2 separate regions of the Homo sapiens genome follow, and region 1 is linked to region 2. A link is a loop called in an ENCODE intact Hi-C map of the cell type or tissue named here. Cell type or tissue: Calu3. All regions are shown on one strand. Links, peaks and the distances in the headings refer to the core of each region. The heading gives the core; the rest is flanking DNA.

Region 1 (8,902 bases), core at 343-8,342, 640 kb after region 2:
GATTGAGTTCTCACAAGAATCTGATGGTTTTATAAGAGGGTTTTCTCCCACTTTGTTCTGCACTTCTCTTTGCTGCCACCATGTGAAGAAGAATGTGTTTATGTCCCCTTCCACCATAATTGTAAATTTCCTGAGGCCTCCCCAGCTCTGTGGAACTGAGTCAATTAAACCTCTTTCCTTTATAAATTACCCAGTTTTGGGTAATTCTTTATAGCAGCATGAAAACAGACTAACACAGTAAATTGGTACCACAGAGAGTGCTGCACTGCTGTAAAGGTACCCAAAAATGAGGACTTTGGAACTGGGTAACAGGCAGAGGTTGGAACAGTTTGGAGAGCTCAGAAGAAGATAGGAAAATGTGGGTAAGTTTGGAACTTCCTAGAGACTTGTTGAATGGCTTTGACCAAAATGCTTAGAGTAATATGGACAATAAAGTCCAGGCTGAGGTGGGCTCAGATGAAGATGAGGAACATGTTGGGAACTGGAGCAAAGGTTACTTGTGTTATGCTTTAGCAAAGAGTCTGGTGGCATTTTGCCCCTACCCTAGAGTTCTGTGGAACTTTGAACTTAAGAGTGATGATTTAGGGTATCTGGTCAAAGAAATTTCTAAATTGCAAAGCATTCAAGTGGAAGTGGAGCATAAAATTTTGAAAAATTTGCAGCCTGATGATGTGATAGAAAGAAAATCCCATTTTCTGAGGAGAAATTCAAGCCAGCTGCAGAAATTTGCATAAGTAATGAGGAGCCAAATGTTAATCACCAAGACAAAGGGGAACATATCTCCAAAGCATGTCAGAGATCTTCCCAGCAGCCCCTCCCATCACAGGCCTGAAGGCCTAAGAGGGAAAAATGTTTTCCTGGGCCAAGCCCAGGGCCCCCCTGCTGTGTGCATTCTTGAGACTTGGTGTCCTATGTCCCATCTGCTCCAGCCATGGCTAAAAGGAGCCAAAGTACAGCTCAGGCTATGGCTTCAGAGGGTGCAAGCCCCAAGCCATGGGAGCTTCCACATGGTTTGGGCCTGTAGGTGTGCAGAAGACAAGAATTGAGGTTTGGGAACCTTCACCTATATTTTAGAGGATGTATGGAAATGTCTGGAAGTCCAGGCAGAAGTCTGCTGAAGGGATAGAGCCCTCGTGGAGAACCTCTGCTAGTGCAGTGCAAAGGGGAAATGTGGGGCTGGAGCCCCCACATGGAGACCCCACAGGGGCACAGCCTAGTGGAGCTGTGAGAAGGCCACCCACCATCCTCCAGACCCCAGAATGGTAGATCCACTGACACCTTGCACCATGCACCTGGAAAAGCCACAGACACTCAATGTCAGCCATGAAGGCAGCTGGGAGGGAGGTTGTACCCCTGCAAAGCCACAGGGGTGGAGCTGCCCAAGGCTGTGGGAGCCCACCTCTTGCATCAGTGTGACATGGATGTGAGACATTGAGTTAAAAAAGATCATTTTGGAGCTTTAAGGTTTAATGGATTTTGGACTTGCATGGGGCCTGTAGCCCCTATGTTTTGGCCAATTTCTCTTTTGATTTTACAGGCTCATAGGTGGAAGGGAATTGCCTTGTCACAGATGAGCTATGGACGTGGACTTTTGAGTTAATGCTGGAATGATTTAAGACTTTGGGGGACTGTTGGAAGGCATGATTGTATTTTGAAATATGAGGACATGAGATTTGGGAGGGGTCCGGGGTGGAATGATATGGTTTGGCTGTGTTCCCACCCAAATCTCACCTTGAATTATAGTTCCCATAATCCCCACATGTCTTGGGAGAGACCCAGTGGGAGGTAATTGAATCATGGGGGCAGTTACCTCATGCTGTTCTTGTGATAGTGAGTGAGTTCTCATGAGATCTGATGGTTTTATAAGGGGCTTTTCCCCACTTCGCTCTGCACTTTTCCTTGCTGCTGCCATATGAAGAAGGATGTGTTTGTTTCCCTTTCTGCCATGATTGTAAGTTTCCTGAGGCCTCCCCAGCCCTGCTGGGGAGTCAATTAAACTTCTTTCCTTTATAAATTACCCAGTCTCAGGTATTTCTTCATAACAGCATGAGAATGGACTAATACAATAGGTTCATCAATTGTAACAAATATACCACTCTGGTGAGGGGTGTTGACAATGGGGAAGGCTAAGCATGTGTTCAGGAAGGGAATATATAGGAAATCTCTGTACCTTTCTCTCAATTTTTCTGTGATTCTAAAACTGCTCTAAAGAAATTGTCTTAAAAAAATAAATAAAGCAGCCTCTCTTGCATTATCACTAAAGAACTTTAACTTTGCTTAGTCTGCCCACTACTACTTTTGATATACTTCTTGGCAAAACTTTAGGAAAGAGATTTGATCTGGGAGCCCAGCTTTACTCATTATGTCACTATTTCCAACTTACTTCTATTATATGGTTTGGCTCTGTGTCCCCACCCAAATATCATGTTTAACTGTAACCCCCAGTGTTAGGGGAGGGAGCTGGTGGAAGGTGATTGGATCATGGGGGTGAATTTCTCCCTTGTTATTCTCATGATAGTGAGTTATCACGAGATCTGGTTGCTTTAAAGTGTGTTGCACTTGCCCTTTCATTCACTCTCTCTCTCTCATGACTCTTATGCCACCATGTGAAGATGATGTTCTTGCTTTTCCTTCACCCTTCTGCCATAATTGTAAATTTCCTGAGGCCGCCCCAGACATGCCTCCTGTACAGCCTGTGCAATTGTGAGTCAACTAAACCTCTTTTCTTTATAAGCTACCCAGTCTCAGGCAGTTCTTTATAGTAGTGTGAGAATGAACACTCTACTTTGAAATCAGATTTTTTTCTTATATACATATCCCACTTCTTTTCCACATGTACCTCTTTTCAAGACTAAAGGGGGAAAGAAAAGATAGAGGAAGGAGGATGGCTTTCATCACTAAAGGTGCTATTAGCCAGCTGTATCCATTTGCATATCAGATAGATGGCTCCCTTGCTATCTGTGATACTAGGATGTTGTGGTTCGGTGATATAATCAAACAGTAATCCCCCCATTCCCAATTATCATACCTGGAATGAGTCAATAAAACTGATGGGGTAAATCTTGCCAAAAGAATATTCAAACATCCCATATCTGGAGTTACTTCAAATATCCTCCAAGAGCCTTGATTTCTTCACCTCTAAAGCGAAGGTGTTGTTCTGCGCGAAGGCGTCTGAGGGGTCATGGAGCTCTCACATATTAGGACTGCATGTCTGGAAATGACACCAGAAAGTCAAAAAACAGCCTCAACTGTACAAGGAGAGGTTTGGGCAATACATTCTGGATGTCACAATGGGATCCGCTTTAATGTAATCTGTGAGATTTTCTTTTTAAATTCCCACACTCTACCTAAGTCAAATGTCATCCTGGAGCTAATTTGTGAGCCTTGATAAAGTTTGGGCAGTAAGATCTTCAAAAATATTATTTCAATTGAATCATTTTATATGTTAACTTTGAAAATGTCAACAGCAGGGGCTGTTGGAGGAGCTTAGGAGGTCTATGCATTTGCCATTTCAAAGGCTTAAGCCATCAGTGTAGGGGTGGGGGACAGCCTGCTGTGCTCCATGTTCTGTATAAACATTTCCAGAAATATTTAGCAGATAATAGGGCTCCCACTGGGGCCGTGTGTTCAAAGGCACCACGTTGAGCCACCTACCAGGAAAGATGTGGATGCCAAAGCTGAGAGTGCTCTGGTTTTTAGACTGGGTTCTTGCTTCCTGTACAGGATTTCCAAATACACAAAGAAAGGGGAAACAACAGAAGCCCATCTTAAAGGAAAAGTGCTTAATGGATGCCAGAAGAAAATAACATAATGGTCAATGTCTGAGTAATATTCAATAGCCTTCCATCATGCAGCAGGTCTGTGAAATAGTCAGACAACTTGAGAATTGAAGGCCAGAATTCACTGCTTGACAGACTAACACCCATCAATTTGAAAAGCTCTGAAATCCTTCTTGATTTTACGGAATAAAATTGGTTATGGTTAAAGTGACAGTGATCTCTTTTTCTACTGCATTTTACATATAAAGACATTAGTTTTTAGTTCTGAATTTGACTGGAAATTGATAAGTGAACAGGCAAAATTAAGACATAATCATTCTGAATGGTTTTATAAGAGGAAAGATAGAAGAATGAAAATGACACACACACACAAAAATACTATTATACATTGTAAATAATATAGTTATGTGCCACATAAAGATGATGTGCATATATGTGGTCCCAAAACACTGTAAGACTATAATACCTTATTTTTAATGTACCTTTTATATGTTTACATACAGAAATACCATCATGTTATAATCACCATTCATTCTAGTAACAGACTGTACAGGTTTGTAGCGTAGGAGCAATAGGCTATACTATGTAGCATAGGTGTGTAGTACAATATACTATCTAGATTTGAGTTAGTAAACTTTATGATGTTCTCACAAAGGCTATATTGCCTAACAACGTGTCTCTCAGAACGCATCCCTGTTGTAAGCAACGCATAATGAAAACATTGTGAATTTATTTATATACATGTTACACAAACATTTATATTGCCATGTTTTAGTCAAGCAGTGTCCATGTACTAAGAATTTTTAAATGCTTGAGACCAGACTTCTGTCATCAAGAATCTTGCAAACTAGTACAAGAGAAGGGTGCATACATGAAAAATTAACAATGCAATAAATGCCATTAAGGAAAGTAAAGTAAAATGTCCTGTTGGAGCCGGAGTGGGGAGTCGCCTTCCGATACTGCAGGAAGACACAGAAACTGTGCAATAGGCTTTGTCACACCAGCTAAAATCTAAGCCCAAAGGGCCAGTAAAGGTAAATATCCCTTTTCATTCTTAGGTAGCAATCACAAAAGAAAGGTTTTCTACAGTGAAACCTCTTCAAACATTTTTTTTCACAGTTTCATTTTTTTAGAGGCGACATTCTTTATTTTGTTCCCCTCTCCCATGAAACCTTGAATACCACTTTTTAGTCATTTTTGAAAGAAAGCCTTTCAAAATACGAGCCTTGAATCTGAGGAACCACCTGGGTGTGGGGAAGCTTCCTGCCTAAAGCTTTCTCATTCGCTTGCCTTTTACTGACCTCTAGTGGCCATGTCTTGCTATGGCCTGGAAAGCCGATAGATTATTGTATTCTGAATTGCGTTAAATTCCGTCACTCAATTTCCCTTCTACCTGAATACTTAATTTTTCCACCCTCTTTCCATATAAATGCCAGCACAAATTTGGAGTCAATACAAATTCATAATGTACAAAACACCCCTGCACACATGGAAGTACAAATAAAAAACCTTTCCTCATAATGTGGCTTAAAAAAAAAAACTGATTTCAGAATTGTCTTAGATAAGACAGTGGACCTTAATGGCAATTACTGGAGCAGGGTGCCTCATAAGATTTCAGCCAGATATTGTACTAATATTTCTTTTATATGTCTACTTTCAAAAACAACTAATTTCCTTACCCATTCTTATCTCATTCCAAAGAGAATTACATTCAGTCCAAGTTTCAGCTCAAGAGTTTATTGCTAAACAAGAAATGCTCCCCTTGATTTATGAGGCAATTGGAAGGGGAAAACTCCCTCATCTATACCCACTAGACAGCAACCCCTTTGTTCCTTTGTACCATTTCTCTTGAACTGCTTTCCATAAAGAAGAAATAAATTTGATCTATAAAGGCATTAATAGATTTGATTACATCTGTGTGGCAAATGACTGGGTCATTGTGTCAGCGAAGGTATTCTAAATGTTAATGCACAGCCTGCTCACTGCTCAACAGACTGGAAGCCAAGACAAGACTATGATGAAGATCTCAGTGTCACAAATTTGTACAATAACACTCGGAACCTGATAGTTAGGACTTCTAAAATAATGATAATTAATACAATAATTTAAATAAACTGGAAGGAGAAAACAAGGAACACATGTAGGAATCAGGAGCTTGGGTTGACCAAAGGATAGAAAAATAAATCTACAATAATGAAACTGGGAAAACATTTTGTAGGACCAGTGGATTCTGGTTAACACCAATACCCTAGTCCATGTCTGCCAAATGGAAGAAGCTTTTATTCATAAAAAAGCACATATCAAATTCTATAAATCTCTCTCTCTCTCTCTCTCTGTCTCTGAATTTTTCCCTTCTTTTCATTTGGCTGGTATTTTAAGCATTCTCTTAGTCTAGCAATTGGGTAATCCAAAAGTGATTCCAACATACAATGTGATTTTCCTTCACACAGTCTAATTAAAACTTAATAAATTCTTGACACAGCAAAGAAGGGCTGTGCTGTCAGTGCAACAGAAATGAGATTAAAATATAAAAGAGTTTTTCCCCAGGGATTTTGTCATCCAACAAAAAAGCTGACAACAAATTTTCTTTGGTCGAGGTCAAGATAGCTCTGTTCTACCCTCATAGGTATAAGAATAGATTGTGTAGATATAAAGTATAGATAAATGTTTCCAAATATATGTCATCCAACCTTTACAAGCATAGAATCATAACAATTTTAGCCCCCAGAATTTCTTAATAATTAAAAATCCACCATTACAACCATTTTGATTCCAAGGAAAACACCTGCATTTTAACTAAAGGTCTTAGCAAATCAAACTAGAAAAAGCCTTTAAAAAGGAGATCTTAGGTCCCAGAGATACTCCCCTTTGAAAGATTATTGGGTAAATATGACTCATTTTGTTGAAAGTAAGGCAGTTTGGAGAATGACTTAGAAGGTAAGCAATCTCTCTGATTCTTTTTATTTAATTATATGAACTCAAAGTGCTGCAAAAGCCAAGAGATTCACAAGTCATTTGCTTCCTTTTTGGCTTTGAAGGCAAAAAATGTAGTATATTCTTTTCCACCCCAATATTTCCTCTCACTGCATTTTTATTATACCTACACTCAGTGCTAAGAGCTCAAGTCTTCACTCAACGTCACTGTTGGGAGACCCAATAGCTAGATAAGAATACATTTAAAGTCTGCTATGATAGGAATATTTGTGTGCCCACAAAACTCATGTATTGAAATTCTAACTCCCAAAGTGATGATATTAGGAGGTCGGCCCCTGGAAGGAGATTTAGGTCACATGAGTGGAGTTGGTGCCCTTGTAAAAGAGGCCCTAGAGAGCTCCTCACCTTTCCCATCTTGTGAGGACATGTTAAGAGTGAATTGTCAAAGGGCTAATATCCAGAATCTACAATGAACTCCAACAAATTTACAAGAAAAAAACAGACAACCCCATCAAAAAGTGGGCGAAGGATATGAACAGACACTTCTCAAAAGAAGACATTTATGCAGCCAAAAAACATGAAAAAATGCTCATGATCACTGGCCATCAGAGAAATGAAAATCAAAACCACAGTGAGATAACATCTCACAACAGTTAGAATGGCGATCATTAAAAAGTCAGGAAACAACAGGTGCTGGAGAGGATGTGGAGAAATAGGAACACTTTTACACTGTTGGTGGGACTGTAAACTAGTTCAACCATTGTGGAAGTCAGTGTGGCGATATCCTCAGGGATCTAGAACTAGAAATACCATTTGACCCAGCCATCCCATTACTGGGGATATACCCAAAGGATTATAAATCATGCTGCTATAAAGACACATGCACATGTATGTTTATTGAAGCACTATTCACAATAGCAAAGACTTGGAACCAACCCAAATGTCCAACAATGATAGACTGGATTAAGAAAATGTGGCACATATACACCATGGAATACTATGCAGCCATAAAAAATGATGAGTTCATGTCCTTTGTAGGGACATGGATGAAACTGGAAACCATCATTCTCAGCAAACTATCGCGAGGACAAAAAACCAAACACCACATGTTCTCACTCATAGGTGGGAATTGAACAATGAGAACACATGGACACAGGAAGGGGAACATCACACTCCAGGGACTGTTGTGGGGTGGGGGGAGAGGGGAGGGATAGCATTTGGAGATATACCTAATGCTAAATGATGAGTTAATGGGTGCAGCACACCAACATGGCACATGTATACATATGTAACAAACCTGCACATTGTGCACATGTACCCTAAAACTTAAAGTATAAGAATAACAAAATAAAATAAAATAAAGAATGAACTGTCTATGAGCCAGAAGTGGGCCCTCAGCAGACACTCAATCTGCCTTTATCCTGGACTTCCCACCCTCCAGGGTGGTGATAAATAAATTGTTATTGTTTATAAGCTACCCAGTTTATAGTATTTTGTTATAGCATCCTGAATGAACTAAGACAAAGTCCCAGCAAAACAAGAATACCAAGGGGAGGGAGACAAGGAAAGAGAGGAAAAAAAAAGTAAGAGAGAGATCCATTTATATACTTTGTTATGTAATATTTCAGAATAAGAACAAATAGAGTTCTCATGGGGTGAAAAGAGCACTTTATTGAACATCCTTGCATTTGTTTAATTGCTATTATTTTATTTTTAGCAGCAGTGTAGTATCATAGTTAACAGCATGGACTCTGGAGTCAATAAACCTACAGCTGCATCCCAGCTCTACCATAAACTAGCTATTTTCTTCATCTATAGAATAGTCATAAAAATAGTATCTAAGTCAAAGGTTTGCTATGATAAGTACATGAACTAATGTATGCAGAGCACTTAGTAAAGTACTTGGTATGGAAGAAATGCTTAGAATCTTGCTATTACTATTATTCTATAGTACAAGTATTTTTAAAAAATTTTAGTTACATAAGCCGCGTTGAGAAGCTACAGAGCACCGAAACTTTGCATTCCTCAGGGCTCCGAAGTTATATTCCTGTCTTGCCCTGGATAATGACCGATTGCTGACTCTACACATAAACAATATGTTCTTGCAATCCATTAGATTTAAAGGATAAATTATTAAAATTGCAGGGATTTTCTGACCTTAAGATGCCTATCTTGGCCCAGAGGAAAAC
Region 2 (8,902 bases), core at 324-8,323:
TATGATTCTGACTTAACAAATAATTGCTAAGCAAGACATTGGTTGACCATTATGCAGAGAACACCTCAGAGATTTTGTTCTGATGTGGACTGCTGAAAATCTAGTACTGTGTCATTCAACCATAAAATTCACTGCTATGGTCTGAATGTTTGACTCGCTCCAAATTTCATTTTGAAACCTAATCCCCATTATGGTGGTATTAAGAAATTTAGGAAGTGATTAGGTATGGGGGCTCTGCCTTCATGAATGAGATCAGTGACCTTATAAAAGAGATTTCAGGGAGCTTCTTGCCCCTTCTGCCATTAGACAGACCCAGTGAGAGGTGCCATTTCTGAAACAGAGTAAGTTTCACTGAACATCAAATCTGCTGGCACCTTAATCTTGAATTTCCCAGCCTCCAGAACTATAAGCAATAAATTTTTATATTTATTTATTTATTTATTTATTTTTATTTATTTATTTTTTATTATTTTGAGATGGAGTCTCGCTCTGTAGCCCAGGCTGGAGTACAGTGGCATGATCTCGGCTCACTGCAAGCTCCGCCTCCCGAGTTCACGCCATTCTCCTGCCTCAGCCTCCCGAGTAGCTGGGACTACAGGCACCCGCCACCACGCCTGGCTAATTTTTTGTATTTTTAGTAGAGACGGGGTTTCACCGTGTTAGCCAGGATGGTCTCGATCTCCTGACCTCATGATCCGCCCACCTCGGCCTCCCAAAGTGCTAGGATTACAGGTGTGAGCCCCTGCGCCAGGCCTAAATTTTTATTTTTAAAAATTACCCAATCTAAGGTTGTTTCTTTTTTCAGAGACACGGTCTCACCATGCTGCTCAGGCTGGCCTCCAACTCCTGGGCTCAAATGATCCTCCCACCTCAGGCTCACAACTAGCTGGTACTACAGGTACATTCCATCACACCTGGCTTAAGGTACTTTGTTGTAACAGTGGAAATGGACTAAGACATTGACTATCTTAATGTATTTAGTTGGGGTTCTGAATAGTTAGCCATCTTCTTACCCTCCTTTCATATACTCTAAGTTCAAAAAACATTCGGGAGCTTGAACAAAGTAAAATGAAAGTAGGGAATAACAAAACCCTTCCTTCTATTGATTGTAGAAAAGAGAAAATGCCAGATTGACAAAGAATTGCAGAGACCAAGTCAAGTCACAGACAGGAAAAGCAGTGCAGAACACTTCAACATTTCTGGCACCATCAATCACTGAAAATATGTCATCAGAACAAGGTCATCTTTAACTTGGAATGCTGTAACTGTAATAGGTTGTTTAGGTAGGGGAACCAGTATATCAGCTAATATAGCCATTACCACTCATTTTCAGATTTCAAGGGAAAAAAATACCAGGAAACCAGGGCACAAATTTATTTTGCAATCAGTTTTTCTTCCTGAATGTAATTTTAGTCTCCTGATTTAACCAGTTGAAATTCTTCTTTACTATTAGTAAATTTAAGATAGTTTGTTAAATGTGAAATCTATATTCCATAAAAATATGGAACATTTCTCCAAATAGGGTTTTCCCCTACAGTAAAATCTGTATTATTATTATTATTATTTAGATTAACAAGTTGAGTGGTATGAAAAGTGAGTACACTGGAAACAGGAAAGACATAACTTGACTTCTAGACCACTGGTGTAACTGTAGCAAGGAACCCTACAGAAACTGAATTGTACATTTTAAATGATGAAATGGAGCTAGCATACTGAAATATACTTTCAAGCTGGCAGTCTAGAAATTACCCTATATATTCTCCTTAGCTATCTGTTAAGCACCCACACATAATTCTGTAGAAACATGTAATAGTAGTTTGGATTTAATGAGTACTTAAGGTTAGATGTTAAAGTATAGAGCTAAGCTTTACTCCCTGAGACATCTGTTTGCATGCAAGAATTTCAGCAGGGGCTTAGTTATTACCTGGTTGAAATGAGATAGGAATTCTGCATTCTGGTCTCTGAAGTTCAAGAAATGTCAAACGGATTGGTGACACTCAAGGTCCTGATAGCTGGGAAGAATAACCAGAGACTCTGAGAAGTAAGAAAATAGAAAACCAGAGATAATTGACTGGACATGCAAATGCCAAGACTGAAACACTTTGGAGAAATAGCATTAGATAATTTTGCTTTAAAATACTGACCTTGACATAGTAAAGCTGTATCAGCAGGAGTCAGGGTTAGGGTCAGCAGAATAAGGTGACCCAATAAGGCCTTAAGAGGCCAAGACAGCCCAGGTTTCAGCATGGCTTTCAATGGCTTCCAATAATATCACTGTTTCCACAGTGAAACCTTGTGACTGCCTAAAGGCTCCCGTCCTCAAAGACTTACCTATGTGTGTTCTGTCTTGCCAGGCAGAGAATAGCAAATAAGCAATAGAAAAGACTGAGTCATAAAAAGTGTAAAATCCCTGAAATTATTCATAAATGAAGTTGCAGGAAATAAATATAGCCAGAAAGTGGGAAATTTTAAAGAAAATTTTAAGTGCAAAGATGAAAGGTAATTCTGTAAAACAAACTTGTTCAAAATCATAAATTCCTTTTGTTCCCTTCATCTGTCATATGTTTTGTTTTAAGATTAATATTACCTTGCTGAAAAAAAGTGAACCTTTGTTTCACTTCTTCACCCACTTTTTATTGAAATATGCTAGTGTCTCATTTTATTCATTTGCAATTTCTTTCATTTGTCCGTTACTAACAACAACAAAACAATCCTTGCCATTACAAATTGAAAAAAGATTATTGATGTCATAAATATTTCATAACACCTAGTACATGCTTTGCAAACATAGGCATGCAGATAGCTAAATTTTACATTTCTTATTAAGTAGATCAACATTAGATTTTATATTGGGAGCTCGTTAATTTGGAATATTGGTAATTCTGATGTTCTATGTTCAGTGTCTCAATCGTTCAACCTCTAAAATCATAGAACTATTTCCCATTTCCATTTTCCATCCTCATAGGTATGTTTTTAGAACTAATGAGATAACATTTATAATCTGAGGGAGTAGATTACTTTCTTTCTCAAGACATTAGTGTGCAATTTAGTGCTTATGAAGAAGCAATTTACTGAATGGCACCCTAGTGGTATAAGAAATATTTCAAGGACTATTCCATTTCGAGAAAGTGAAAAATTGGTGGATTCTGCCTAGCAGAGCTTGACAATATGTGTAAGTTAAAAGGTTTTCAATGATTAAAAAAAAAACAAAACTGAAACTAAAATGGATCAGGGTTGTGTACAGTGGCTGATACCTGTAATCACAGCACTTTGGGAGGCCGAGGCAGGTGGATCATCTGCGTTCAGGAGTTCGAGACCAGCCTGGCCAACATGATGAAACCCAGTCTCTACAAAAATACAAAAATTAGCCAGGCGTGGTGGCGCACTCCTGTAGTCTCAGCTACTCAAGATACCGAAGCAGGACAATCGCTTGAACCCAGGAGGCAGAGTTTGCAGTGAGCCGAGATTGCACCACTGCACTCCAGCCTGGGTGACAGAGTGTGACTCTGTGTCAATAAATAAATAAAAAAACAAACAAAACTGATCAGCATGCCTTCTGTCATATTTTTCTTGATTTTATATTTTCCTAATTAGTTTTCATTTCTCCCGAAGACAAATGTTTTCTTTTACTTAACTCATAATTTTTCCTGTACTCTTCACCTTTCTCAAATGTTTTCTTTCATTATTAATATTATCCTGTGAAAAAGTCAGTTTTTAAGTTTTATATTTAACTCATTCTTGTTTTTAAATCTTACTGCTTCATCTCATCCATTTATCATTTTCTCAAATGCCCACTATTACTATAAAATGCAGACATATGTATAATCATTTTTAAAAATATTTAATATGAGAAGAGATTTTAAATACAGAACCATGACTAAACACATATTATGTATTGAGAATATTTGAAAACCAAAAACAATAAATTTTCTCAATGAAAATTATCATGGTGACAAATTTTCTCTTGCCTGTGCCACAAACACCCTGGGGCACTTAGGGTTTATATTGTGATTATTTACTGTAAATCTTCTTAGTTTTTACTTTAAAATTCTTTGTTTATCTATGCGACATATTTTCAAACTTGATTTTAAAAAGCAAAAAAAAAAAAAAGAAATAGGAATAAGAAAGCCATGCATTTTATTAAGTTGAATAATTGTAATAAGAAAAAGAACTATACTGACTCAGCTGCATGGTGGCAAAAGAATAGGCTGAATGAAATAATACAATTCTGAAATAATTTTTAATGACTAACATGTACAATTAAATTATTAGAAAGGATACTATTAGCTATCACATGAAATTTGGGAGCAAGAAGTTCTTTGAAAACCAGAAAATGGAAAATGGAAATTTCATATCTAAGAGCAAAAAATTATTGACAATGCCAATCTACTTAAGCTGATTTAATGGAATAAGTATTTGGATAAATTTCAATAAATACAAAATTCCTAGGAGTCAGAATTAATTAAACACACCTCAGAAGATCTACCAGCACCTCAGAGATGTTGGTGTTTGTATTTTTCACTCAATACATTTTTCACTCAATACATTTCATTGTTTAGTGTGTTAACTCTAAAAAGGGGAAATGTAATTCCAGAATACCAAAAGAAAGGTAAAGAAGAGACTAATTATTCAATTGTTTTAGGGCTGGAATAATGCTTTATATTTTCTCTAGCCTTCATAAATGCCTTCAAGAAGAGGTGTTTACAAAATATTCAATGAATGGATAAAAACATAATTCTATCACTAACCTTGCGTAAAAGTAACAACAACTTTCTTTAAAGGCCACCAGTGTTTACCTAAACACCGTAAAATAGATTTATTTCAGTATATATTACCCAACTCTAAAATGTGCTCATATGCTTCTTAGATTGAAATTGGACCCTGGTTTACTGTTTTTAAAATAAGCCAGATTAGTTGTGCACATATAAATGTTTCAATTCTTCCACAAGTTATACAAGCAATGTGGACCTGCATAATGTTCCCATGAAGACTTTTAGACCAATGAAATGAGAGGGAATTAACAACTTTGAATAAATGTGAAATTTATATGCCTGTATTTGGGTGGAAATACCTAATTGTTTTATTATTCTCCTACTGAGATATCCTTTTCCGTGGAAGGCAGTAAAGCACAGTAGTTAAGATTGCAGGCTCCAGACTCAACACTTGGATTTGTGCCTAGCTTCTCAACAAACTACAACCTATAAAGTCTCAATTTACACATGGATAAAATGTATGTGATGATAGCTCCCATTCCATAAATGCATTGTGAGCGTTAAATGAGATAATAAAGATAAAATATTTTATCTAGCACATAGTAAGTGCTTAAAAATTAACTGATAATTATAACTATCCATCTGCTGTATTTGAGGCAGCAAAGTTAGAATATATAATGAAAGATAAACTTTGCCTGTTTTAGAATAAAATGTTGCAGTTGAAAACATGCAGTTCTGTTTTTACTATGTTCAGTTTCTCTGCCTTCATATCTTGTATCTTTCCCCCATTTTAGTTTGACATTTTTGGTTGTTGTATTTTTTAATTTTGAGGGGACAGAAAATTGATAATTAAATTCACTTATTTTTAAATTCATTCACTCATTATTCTAACCAACTTTCTTTCTAAATATATTTATAGCATTTTATAATGAGAACACACATACAATAAAAGCAGTGTTTAGATACAAAAGTATTTTTAAAAATTTACTCTGAAGTATGAAAATCAGAATTGCAATTACTAAAAAGTGTTGCTTTCTTTTCCCTTAATTCCAGTAGAAGAGGTTGTCAATTACTGACTCCCATTTGAAACTTTCTTTCTCCTTTTCATTTTAATTTTTAATTTTTTTTTTATTTTTTTTGTAGAGATGAGGGGGTGTCTCACTTTGCTGCACATACTGGTCTTGAACTCCTCACTTCAAGCAATCTTCCCATTGTGGCCTCCCAAAGTGCTGAGATTACAGGCATGAGCCACCATGCTCACCCCTTCTTGTTTTTTAAGCCTAAGCAGTGATGAGATGAGCCCATGTAATACAAGGTATAGGAAAAAAAACGAAACAAAACAAGCTATATTGGTGGGGCACTCAGTACAGAAAAAAAAGCGATTGTGCTACCCTCCAGTCATTGATGCAAATGTTTGAGAGATTAAAAAAAATAAAAATGAGTCCATTTTTTATTACTTTCTAGATTTTATATTTTTATGATTGTGTGCATGACTTTCAGGGAATAATAGCCATGTCTACTTGAGTTTTACAAAAATTAAAGAGAAAAGCCTTAAGATGTCACTAGGTAGGTAGATACTCCTCTGTATCTACAAACAGTTCTGTGATATGTAATTGTTAAAAAGTATAGCATACGATGCCCTCTAGTGATTCGTATGAACATAGAAAAAGTCATGTAGACTGTCTCAGCTATCCAGATCTGTATATGGATTTCTTTTGTCATCATGCAAAATCTGTATACTGTTTTCCATTATTTCATTATTTAGATTATTTAATAGCCTCGATGTTTACACTTTGGTTTATTATTGCACAAGTCCAAGTCAAACTCTGTTCTCTATTCTTTATAAAAACAAACAAGCAAGCAAAAACAAACCTTAACAAAATGTAATAACATATGAAATTCTCAGATGAGAAAAAGAAATATTTCACTTTATTTTAGTTACTTGTAACTATATTTTTGTGGAGTGCTTTTAACCAAAGAAGTCATTAATCCAAATGTATGTCTATTAAAAGTTAATCAACTTTTCTTAACTTAGTATTTACTGAATATAAGAAGTGACAAGTGAAATTGAATACATCTTGAAAAGGTCTAAAATAATACATACTGGTAATATACAGTTACTATATCTAGCAGAATTGCCAGAGATGTTTGCTAAAAGCATCTTTGTCCCCAAATCTGACTCAGGATATCTGGGAATGATGACAAGTAAGGTACATTTTTATTTGGTTCCCAAGTGATTCTTGACCATTTCAAATACTGCCCTGCTCTGGGCCTTTCCAATGCCTTTTCGTATCATCTCACATTTCCCTTTGCTAGATTAACATTTCCTATCTTTAGGCATCACAGTTTTTTATGTATGGCCTTCAAGTAAAAATACTTTGAACATATAATTTTATCACCGTTCATGATTTTTCTTAGGCAACATTGTCTCTTAGAATTTTATCTTAATTTTATGTAACAATTTAGGCTCTACATTATGAGATTTCATTCAAAGTAATTAGGTTTCTAAAGAAACAGGAGGCCTTCCTAACTTACAGTATATCACAAGGAAAAATGTTCTACCATATCAAGCTAGTGAAGATATTATTTTAAAAGATTTAAAAGTTATAATTATTTATTAGTTGGCACTAGAGAAATGAAAGATGCAAAATATTTCAGGGTAAAGTTTCATTTAAAATTATTTCAGTAGTATTTACTTTTATGTTTGATAAATTATTTTGAAAACATGATTGATAAAGTTGCTGACCTACGAAAATCAAAGCCTAACAAATATTTACTCGTCATTTAAATTAGGAATAAAACCATGTAAGAAACCTGTAAAACCTGAGTTTTAGCTAAGAGCTTACTAAAATCAGAGCCGGAATTAAATACTGTATTTGGAAATTGTTAAGGTGAAATAAAAAAAGAAAAATGAATCATATTTCCCATGGCATTGTTGCCAGTTTTCCTATGATGATCTTAAAATATCTTCTATTATAAAATAACATAGTAAGAGGAAACATTTTAAAACCAAGTCTAACATTTAACTTGAAATTCCCATTCTATACATGGGAAATTATAAAATACTGAAGATACCTTGTGACTGAATAAGCTTGGCAATTTTGTCTCAAAGTGAGGCTCCATCTACTGATGCTAAAACAAGCCATTTATGACATTTATAAGCAGTTAATTCGATGAAAACCTAATCATTTACGTTAGAAGCTTGTAAACCAATAAACCATAGCTAATCTTACTAAAATGTTGTTTTCTCACACTGCTCATGCAAAAATCAACACAACTAGCAGAAGCAGTCCTCATTATAAACTCCAGTAGGACAGTTTTGTTAGCACCACCTAACTTTCTTACTACCCACCCTCAGGCTCTCTGAAAGACCATTTTACTCTCTTTCCCTCACATCGTAACACAAACATACTAAATACCTGCTAAGTATGGGAGAATTCTGCAAGACTCTGCAGTAGATTTCAAGGTAATACGCATATTAGCCTCAGGTCATCAAAAAGTTTTCAACCTCAGATGAGAAGTGACAAAATAAAAGAACTAAATATAATAGAAAACCAAAAAATAAAGAGTATTGAGAATGAGAAAATAATATTGTTGATAGTTTGAAAAGAGGCATATCACCATTTTGTTAAAATGATTAGAGATGATTCCATAAAAAGATAACATTTGAATGAATTGACAAAGAATAATTGGATATTAACAAGTAGAGATATAGAGAAAGCTTTCAGCATGTTCTTGAGAAACATCAATATAGTCATGGAGTCAGGAATGTGAGGGCAGGGTCCAGGAAAAGTATTCTGGTTTGTTCCTTTAAGTCTTAGTGTTGTGGGTTTTTTCCCTCTCTTTACTTCATGCCTTTGTTTGCTTGTACTGCTATAACAAAAACAAAAACAAAAAAGAAGCAAACAAACAAAAAACGGAGACTGGGTAATTTATAAAGAAATGAGCCTTATTTTCTCGTGGTTCTAAAGGCTGGGAAGTCAAAGATCAAGGTGCTGACAAGTTTGGTGTCTGGTGATAGCAGCTCTGCTTCCAAGATAGCAATTTGAAAGCTGCTCCCTCTGCAGGGAGTTACGCTGTATCTTCACATGGCTGAGATCTGATAAACCAAACACCTCCTAAAAGAGGTTTCACCTCCCAACGTTGTTGCATTGGCTATTAAGTTTGCAACACATGAATTTTGGGAGACA

The links. Peaks named below come from ENCODE experiments on the same cell type or tissue, not always from the same donor. Only the 100,000 strongest peaks of a DNase experiment are listed, where the experiment ranks them.
Region 1: it touches region 2 in a loop (6-fold over the local background); 3 of 110 quality-filtered maps call a loop at or near these places.

The regions. Positions count from the first base shown.
Region 1 is chr4:67,322,364-67,331,265 of GRCh38, forward strand. No RefSeq gene overlaps it. Among named protein-coding and RNA genes, the nearest start is that of CENPC, 220 kb to the right of the region's middle. In Calu3, for the core only: a CTCF peak has its summit at 5,061 (motif pointing left); a DNase peak (open chromatin) is centred at 5,068.
Region 2 is chr4:66,682,523-66,691,424 of GRCh38, forward strand. No RefSeq gene overlaps it. Among named protein-coding and RNA genes, the nearest start is that of MIR1269A, 410 kb to the left of the region's middle. In Calu3, for the core only: no CTCF peak of the experiment used is centred there; no DNase peak of the experiment used is centred there.